Linked DNA regions of Mus musculus: region 1 is linked to region 2. The links are chromatin loops, found by intact Hi-C in ENCODE. Cell type or tissue: heart. All regions are shown on one strand. Links, peaks and the distances in the headings refer to the core of each region. The heading gives the core; the rest is flanking DNA. Region 1 holds the start of Ifna7 (interferon alpha 7). Region 2 has its middle 3.4 kb from the start of Ifna2.

Region 1 (4,414 bases), core at 119-4,118, 140 kb after region 2:
CCACAGAGAAAACACACAGATGAACCCTTCCCTATAAAAAGGAAGAAAAGTGATGGAGAAAAGATTTGAAATCTTTCTTCTGCCTGCTCACTGTCTTTGGTTACATGGAAGAAACTCCAACTCCTACTTAGATGAGATGGCATTGATTTCTAGGGTCCCGTCTGTTTCCCTTCCCAAGCTTCAGGATTAGTTATATGTAATTCTCTACTGGAATCTACATGAGTGCTGGGAAACCAATGAGATACTCATGTGTGTGCTGTAAGAATACTGATGACTTAAAAAAAAAATAAAAAAAAAAAAAAAAAAAAAAAAGAATACTGATGACTGAGCCATTCAACAGCCATTAAGAACATATTTTGGGTGAAATTCTTTTCATTCTTTATATTAGATTAGATTTTACATACATGATACACACACACATATAGTGAAATTTAATGAAAATTCAGTCCGTGGCTTTGTTGAGAAGAGCAGAGAAAGTTGACACAATAATAAAAACGAAAATGATTGATAAAAAAAATGCCCAGACACAAAACGAAAATGAGTTAAAGAAAGCATAAAAAGAATTGGAATGAGAGGGGAAGACATTCCAAAAAAAAAAAAAAAAAAGAAAAGAAAAGAAACTAGTGTTTTTCTCCTATTTAAGACACATTCACCCAGGATGGTCTTCAGAGAACCTAGAGGGGAAGGATCAGGACCAAACAGCCCAGAAGACCAGCAGCATTGGCAACATTCACCATGGCTAGGCTCTGTGCTTTCCTGATGGTCCTGGTGGTGTTGAGCTACTGGCCAACCTGCTCTCTAGGATATGACCTTCCTCAGACTCATAACCTCAGGAACAAGAGAGCCTTAACCCTCCTGGTAAAAATGAGGAGACTCTCCCCTCTCTCCTGCCTGAAGGACAGAAAGGACTTTAGATTCCCCCAGGAGAAGGTGGATGCCCAGCAGATCCAGGAGGCTCAAGCCCTCTGTGTTCTGCATGAGCTGACCCAGCAGATCCTGAACATCTTCACATCAAAGGACTCATCTGCTGCTTGGGATGGATCCCTCCTAGACTCATTCTGCAATGACCTCCACCAGCAGCTCAATGACCTGCAAGGCTGTCTGATGCAGCAGGTGGGGGTGCAGGAACCTCCTCTGACCCAGGAAGATGCCCTGCTGGCTGTGAGGACATACTTCCACAGCATCACTGTGTTCCTGAGAGAGAAGAAACACAGCCCCTGTGCCTGGGAGGTGGTCAGAGCAGAAGTCTGGAGAGCCCTGTCTTCCTCAGCCAAGTTGCTGGCAAGATTGAGTGAGAAGAAGGAGTGAGTCCTGAGACAAAGTAGAGAGGATCTCCAGGATTAGGACACTGGACCTCTCTGTCCAGATTCTACCATCTCAAAAATATCATACAATTTTGCATTAATTGAAGCGAGTTGCCTAGATGCTTCTGCAGTAATTAGCAATGCCCTGTAAATCTGTAAAGGCATTTGTTCTCCATCCATTCAGATTTATTTATTTATGTATTTATTTAATATAACTAATTTTCTATTTTAATTTGATACATATTTATATTTTCTTCAGTGTAACACATATATACCCTATGAGTTTTCTATGTTCTATAAATTATTCCTAAACAAATCTGCTTTGCCTTTTTCATTCTTTACATCTTTTCAATATTATCAATGTTTTATACTAATACTTTGCAGTATAAAAATTAGATACAAGGCCATGGTGAAAAGTATTGTGAATGAATGTATTAATGCTTAGTGTATACATGAGTAGATGTACACATCTGAAACTTCTCATTCATTGATGGTAAAATATTTACATTTCCCCAGTGCACAGTTATCTTCTGCATATGCACCCAGAACAGTGTGAAGAAAGAAGGCACAATATCTTTCTTCTGTCGAATTGTGACTTGGTCTCTTGACCAACTCATCCCCAGACTTACAAGCCTCTTACCTCCCTCACTTGGGTAACTATTATTCTATTCTCATGTACTGTTGGGAACTAAATGTGTGTTGAATTGAAAACACAAGTCCTTCACATGAACTCTACAGCTAAAAGCAGTAGTCCTGTATTATTTATGAAGCTTAAACCAAGGGGAAGTGACTTCCAGGATGAGTTCTGAAGCCATGCTCGTTACTGCACTCTCGTGGAGATAGGAACAATGGAGTTACATACAAGATGGAGGGCTGAGGATGATATTCTCTGTAGAGCAGAGTGCTAGTAAAATTGATACCTACTGAATAAGTCACACAGAGTTCCAGAAGAAGCACCATCCTGGGATCAGACTCTGTCAGGATCTATGGAGGATAAGTGAATGCTAGTGGATGACTTTCCTGGAGATGGCCCACTGTTTTGTTTTGTTTTGTTTTTGTTTTTTTGTGTATGTTTTATGATGAGTGAGCTCTGAGAGGCAAGGCCCTGAAAGACTTCATCCCCGTATTGATTCTTGCTTTTGATATGTCTGTCCTATCACTATTACACAGTCTAACAATTCCTAGGCAATAATGAGACACACAGTCTTCCAACTATGTAATGGATTCCGAAATCCATGGTGTTAATGGTCTAAGGTTATGAGACAAAATAAATAAAATGTAAGTTTTGAGATTTTAAATATCTTATTACTTTTGTGTATGTGTGTGAATGTCTGTCTGTGTGAATGTGTGTGTGTGCATGTGTTTATCTGTGTAAATATATGTGCATGTGTGTACATGTGTCTGATTGTCACTCTGTTTATGTTTAACTGCATGTGTGCCTGTATATGTGTGTGTGCTTGTTTGTTTGTATATATTTGGGTATGTATGCATGCGAGTTTGTATAAGTGTATACATGTGTATGTCTGTACATGAATATGTACATAAGTTTCTGTGTGTGTTGTGTTATAGTAGAATGTGACTGTGTGTATTCAAAGGTTTGTGAGAGTTTGTGAGAATGTGTGGGAATTTTTGCAAGTGTGTATGTGTCTGTGTGAGTGTTTGTTTGAATGATGGCATATGTTTATGGGGAAATCTGTACATGTGTCTATGTGTGTTTAAATGTTTGTCTAGTGTGTGTTCATATCTTGAAAACTGTCTTATATGAGAGAATATGTGTGAATGAATGGGGAGTTTTTATATGTGTATAAGTATTATGGGAATGTATGTATGTGTGAGTCTGGGAGTATATGTATGGATGTATGTGTGTGTTTGTATATGTGTGCATATTTGTATGTATGTCTGTGTGTGCATATACATGTGAGAATGTCTATTTGTGTGTCTCTTTATGAGTGTGTGTGCATTTGTGGGTGAGGATGCTTATCTCTGTGAGTATGTGTGTGTGTGGGTTTGGGTATGTGTGTATTGTGTGAATGTGTTTGTACATTTCTGTGCATCTTTATATAAGAGTGTGTCTGTCTGTATGCATGTGCATGATGAATGAGTGTGTGTAAATGTGTGACGTGTGTGTGTGTGAGAGAGAGAGAGAGAGAGAGAGAGAGGAACGAGAGAACAAGAGAACAAGAGGCAGACACATGCTGAGACAGAGTGGCACACAGAACGTGTGTACGAAGGCACAAGCTTGCCTAGTTATGGATGTGGCGGCCAGAGGCCACCGTACAGGTCTTGGTTGACTACTGCATCCCTGTGTTCCAGAAATCAAACACAGCTTATCAAGCTTGAACATAAGGATTTTTGCATACATAGCCCCCAGGATGCCATGACAATCATAGGATAAATAGCTAATATACAGTGATGGCATAACTAACCTTTTATGAAAATTAATATTAGAGTTAGTGAAGGTAATATTAAAAAAAACCTTAATTTTTAGCCTCTAAAAATTGAAAATTTTGAATCATTACATCAGTATGATTTTTATAGACACAGGGTTTTCTCTGTGAGGTCCTCATAGTCCTGGAACTTGCTCTGTAGACTAGGCTGGCCTTGAACTCAGACACCCATCTGCCTCTTCTGAGATTAAACTGTGAAGCATCACGTCCAGACCACAACAATACTTCTACCTTAGAAACATTTTGCATTATACTTTACTTTTTGACACAAATATTTATGTAAATGGTATAAATAAAATAAAAAATAATTGTAAAATGAATTACACTAACTTAAATACAATCATAGAGGAAATTTTGTGTTTGCCATAGATGTGTAAATTTCTCACAGAGACTCTATATCTGTGGAGTAGTGGTTAATGACCATTTAAGTCTAATTTAAAGTGAAACCCTGTAGAGTAGCTTTCTGAGGGCAGCAATGAAAGAGAAAGCAATGATGGAACCCACATGCCTGAGGGGGGGGGAACCCAGATACAAGCAGAGAGTGAAGTAAAGAAAGTGAAAAGAGAATTGGGAAGCAAGGGGAGGGTATTTACAAAGGAGAAACTTGTGTTTGTCCCTATTTAAGATAGATGCACACAGTAGGCTTGTCAGAGAACCTGGAGG
Region 2 (4,414 bases), core at 167-4,166:
GAGCCCTTGCTTAACTGAAAGATCCAGTCACAGAAAATGAAGGAAAACCTGACATTGATTGACATCTGGCACCACTGTATGCACATGCAAATGTGAACACACAGCATGTGTATACAATAGGGATTTTACAATCTAAGACATGTAACAACTATATGTTGCAGTTAATTAAAATTAACTATTTATTATACATAAAGTGAGCACAAGGTCTACAGCAATACTGAAAAATAAAAGAAGTGGTACAGGTGTCACCAGCCTTGAACTCAAAATGTATTACAGACATACAATGATGAAAAGACCTTAATTTGGGAATATAAACACATGATTGATCTATGAAATCCAATAGAAGACCCAGCCATAATTCTTTACACTTACTGAAATTTCATTTTTAAGTAAGAATACAAATGTACACACAGAAAATAGGAGACCATCTTCAATGAGTGGTGGTGATCTAATTAGATGCTTGCCTCTAAAAGAATAATTAATAGATTCATATTATCCTGTAAAATGCTGAACTGCATAGCATCAAGGACCTTGATGTATAACTTGATACACATAATCTGATAAAGGAGAATATGGTGAATAGGTTTCACCATATCGGCAAGTGCAAAGAGTTTTAGCTCTGCTGACCTGTGCATGTGCATGTGTGTATGGAAGACAGAGATGGGTGTCAGGTATGCTCTATTGCTCTCTTCCTGATGCCTTCCTCACAGTGCCTCACACTGGTCTTGAAGCTCACTGATCTAGCTGGGATGTTGGCCAGATCATTGGGTGGACTTCCTCCTTTAGTTAAGATGTTTCTCTGTCCTGCTCTACATCAGTGGGTACTGGTCACTGCAGCTCAGCAATAGCAGACACAGAGACCTGGATATGGCCATGTTCACACTCTCAATCCTGAAACTTGACAAACTTGGCAGTCTCCAGCGTACACCGTGTTACTGTAGACAGATGTGTCTTCATGCTGTGTGATGCTCATCGATTCTAAGGTCCTTTTTGTATGAACTGAGTGTGCATTGAATCAAGTCTGCTTATGGGAGCAGGAATGTTATAGTCCAGTAGTTTCTCACCTACTGCATTCTCCTGTCTCAGTCCTTCAATTTCTCTGTCTTTATTCCTACAGTTTATTTATTAAAGATGAGGTATTAAATTAATAAAGATGAGGTAAAAGTCAATACAACATCACATATTTTCTGAGCAGGTTTATATGTGGAGCTATTTCATAACATTTTTATGATATGAGCATGATGAAAGTTACATAAAATAACAAACAAATAACAATACAGGTATTCATGTCTGAAACATGTTTAGAAGTCACAGCAACAGTCATTTATCCAATAATTACAATCCCCAACACAGTGTGCTTCAATTACCAGATCTGCAGCTCACCTTGATATCACTTGATTTTCTGCAAATACACTGATCACCACTATGTGTCCCTATTACATATAATGTTTTAAACTATGTCTCTGCTCCCACTGAAGAATCAGACATGACAACACTCATATAAGCATGCTCATCACCCAAAGAGACAGAAACATTTATCTCCTGACCACAGAGTCAGGGGGGAAAAAAACTCAAGGATGAATTGTTTTAATTGACAGATTAGTCTTAAGAGGAGTTGATGAAGTTCTAGCATATCCTTGGTAGTCCTACACACAGATACACATTTCATTCATCTGTTCCAGTGTCCTTCAAAACTCAAAAACTCTGAGGGTCAAGAGTCCCTGATATGCTGAGCCATGTGTCTGTAAATCACAGACTTTGCCCCAATAGACATATGAACTAACTATTCTGCTTCAATTTAGAGTGACCACGGCCTGGTCACAGATTCACATTGCACTATGTGCATGTGACATTGTGGAGTAGGTTACCTGAACTACTGAGGTCACAGATCAAAGACATCATAAATCAGTGCATTGACTGAACTCACCCTGCTGGCCTCAGCAGGCAGAGCTGCAGGTGAAGAGTTTCTTCCATGGGTTCACATGCCATCTTACAGAATTCCTGCCCTGTGGTTGGTTGTCTCAGTTTCACAATGCTTTTCCTACTGATCAAAAGGGTGTGAGTTTGTCTGCGAATCCCTACTACTTGACTGCACACAGACTCCTCATTCTTGAGATCACTTTGTTATAGGAGGCTAGAGGTAAAGGGCACAAAAGACCTTTCGATACATACTTATCTGTGCATTATTCAAAAGACACGGCCTGGGGAACCGAGAAGGTTTCCCTTCCGAAGATGAATTTGAAGGGAACGAACTCTTCCTGAAGTCGTTCACCTGGGGAAAAGTGTGTTTTAGTGTGTAGGAAACTCTGCCAGGGAACTCTGTAAAGAACTTGCCAGAGTTGGATTAGGTTTGTTCTTTGCAGCCCAAGCCAGTAGGTGGAGCACTTCTTCTCTAAAACTGTCTCATAATTGAATATTCGGTTTCCTTTTCCTTTCTCTCTTTTCTTCCTTTCTTCTTTTTTCCTTCCTTTCACCCTTCCTCTTTCTTCCTTCCTTCTTTCCTTTCTTTTTCTTTCTTTGCGTTTTTTGTTTTTCTTCCTTTTTGTTGAAACAGAAAGCATTAAGTGTCTAGAATATCATTGTCTAAGGTCTAAAATTAAGAGGAAATTCTTATACATGAGGATTTCACTGAAGCCATGAACTCGTTCATTCTGGTTTCGACTGTGGTCATGTGTTTTCAGAAAGAAAAAAAAACCTCCAGTCAGGAATCAAGATGTAATAGACAGCAGCTGTACAGTGAGCAGAGCTGGGAAATGCGGAGAGAATGAGGAGCACACGATGGGGCTTTCTGCATCAGGGAGGGGGAGACAAGGACAGTGACACTGAAAGATGGGGTCTGGGACAGCAGGGCGGTACTGGGAGTCTATCAGAGAGAAAGCTGTGTCTGCACACATATGTACATATATATACATGTATAAAATTAGTGGTATATGCATCATATATACAAGACATCGTATATGATATATGCATATATCTGTAATTCCATTTTAATTTCAATCTAACACATTGAAGCCCATATAATTGGTGCTAGCCATCAATTCTTATTGAATATTGAATTCAGTGATTATTCTTCCATGCCCATTGTGTCTAATGGCATAGATGTTCAGTTGCTTGTGACAGACAGCAAGGGTTTTTAGTCCCTCAACTGTCTGTACTTTCCCATTTACACTTTCTTCTTTCCTGAGGTGTTGGTTTCATGTTCGATGTCTCCAATTCTGTTCTCTACACTCCTAGAAAGAAAACCTTGATGCTGGTTTGTGGCACTGAGCCAAAAATATGATGTCGATGGAAATGAAAGCTGAAAAAGGAACTGATGTGTCATCTAAAAGACAAAGTAGTAGCTTATGTTAGGTACTAAGACGATAAGGGCAAGCTTTGTGGCCATTAGTAAGATAATGTGATGAAAGTGACTAAGCTTTCTGGTGATAAATGCAATCCACATAACACTTTCAGTAAAATTAATCTCAGAAGTGTCATGTTTAAAATACATTGGAGCCATGAAGGTAACAAAGAATGAAAGCAGTGCTGTGTTCAAACTGTCACAATACCTGATTTGAAATTAGAGTTACATTATAGAGAGGGTTCCTGTGCAGACCAACACTTACCACAGATCCAAGCTAGTGAACAGAGAGACTCACAACTGGTCACTGACAGAAAATGAAGGGCTGACTTCTTGGCTTCAAGGATCACTGAAGAAGAGGGAGTAGAAGAATTGGAAGAGCAAGAGGCAGTGGATGACAGCAGCAAAGCTATGTTCTTAGACACAACAGGGTAGTTATTCATGTGAACTGAGAGTGGCTACGACTGAATGAACAAGACCAAGCCAGACAAAACATCAGCTTGGAAAATAGAGGCAATTCCACCTCCAGTTGAGGAACTATGTCAACTGATGAGTGTTGGGAGAACGAGATTCAGGTATCCTCAGGAAGGGGCTCTGAGAGCGGCTACCCATGCTCCAGGAGATGGTGCTGTACCCTGCTCAAAGAAGATGAAGCAAAAGTAGCAGGATAAGAATGATGATGGTGAGGAGGAGAAGCAGGAAGAGGAGGAAGAGGAGGAGGAGAGTGAAGAACAGTAACAGACCAAGAAGTAGAAAATGGGATGAAGCAAGGTCCAGGAAACAGAGAAGGAAGAGTGGTGTTTCAAAGGGTAATTTTAGAGTCATTTCACTTTTCTGGTGGGAATTCTTCCCAGGGCTGGCTTATGAGGCTATTATGAGTGGGGTTTATTCCCAGGTTCTTCTTGTCTTGCTTTTCTCTGCTATATCGGCAGGCTACTCATTTTTCTTGATCTCTTCTCCATTACTTTACATGATCTCACTCATATTTAGAACCCAAAACAATGAAACTCATTAATGATAAGAGTGGATGATTGGCTTGACATCCGGGAAATCAGATGCTGAATTGATCCAGGG

Evidence for each region. Peaks named below come from ENCODE experiments on the same cell type or tissue, not always from the same donor. Only the 100,000 strongest peaks of a DNase experiment are listed, where the experiment ranks them.
Region 1: it touches region 2 in a loop (9-fold over the local background); 11 of 42 quality-filtered maps call a loop at or near these places.

What each region holds. Positions count from the first base shown.
Region 1 is chr4:88,815,493-88,819,906 of GRCm38, forward strand. It overlaps Ifna7 (interferon alpha 7), which reads left to right and starts at 733. Exons shown (of 1, transcript NM_008334.3): 1 at 733-1,308. The coding sequence starts at 736. The coding sequence ends at 1,308. In heart, for the core only: no CTCF peak of the experiment used is centred there; no DNase peak of the experiment used is centred there.
Region 2 is chr4:88,678,205-88,682,618 of GRCm38, forward strand. No RefSeq gene overlaps it. Among named protein-coding and RNA genes, the nearest start is that of Ifna2, 3.4 kb to the right of the region's middle. In heart, for the core only: a CTCF peak has its summit at 2,375 (motif pointing right); no DNase peak of the experiment used is centred there.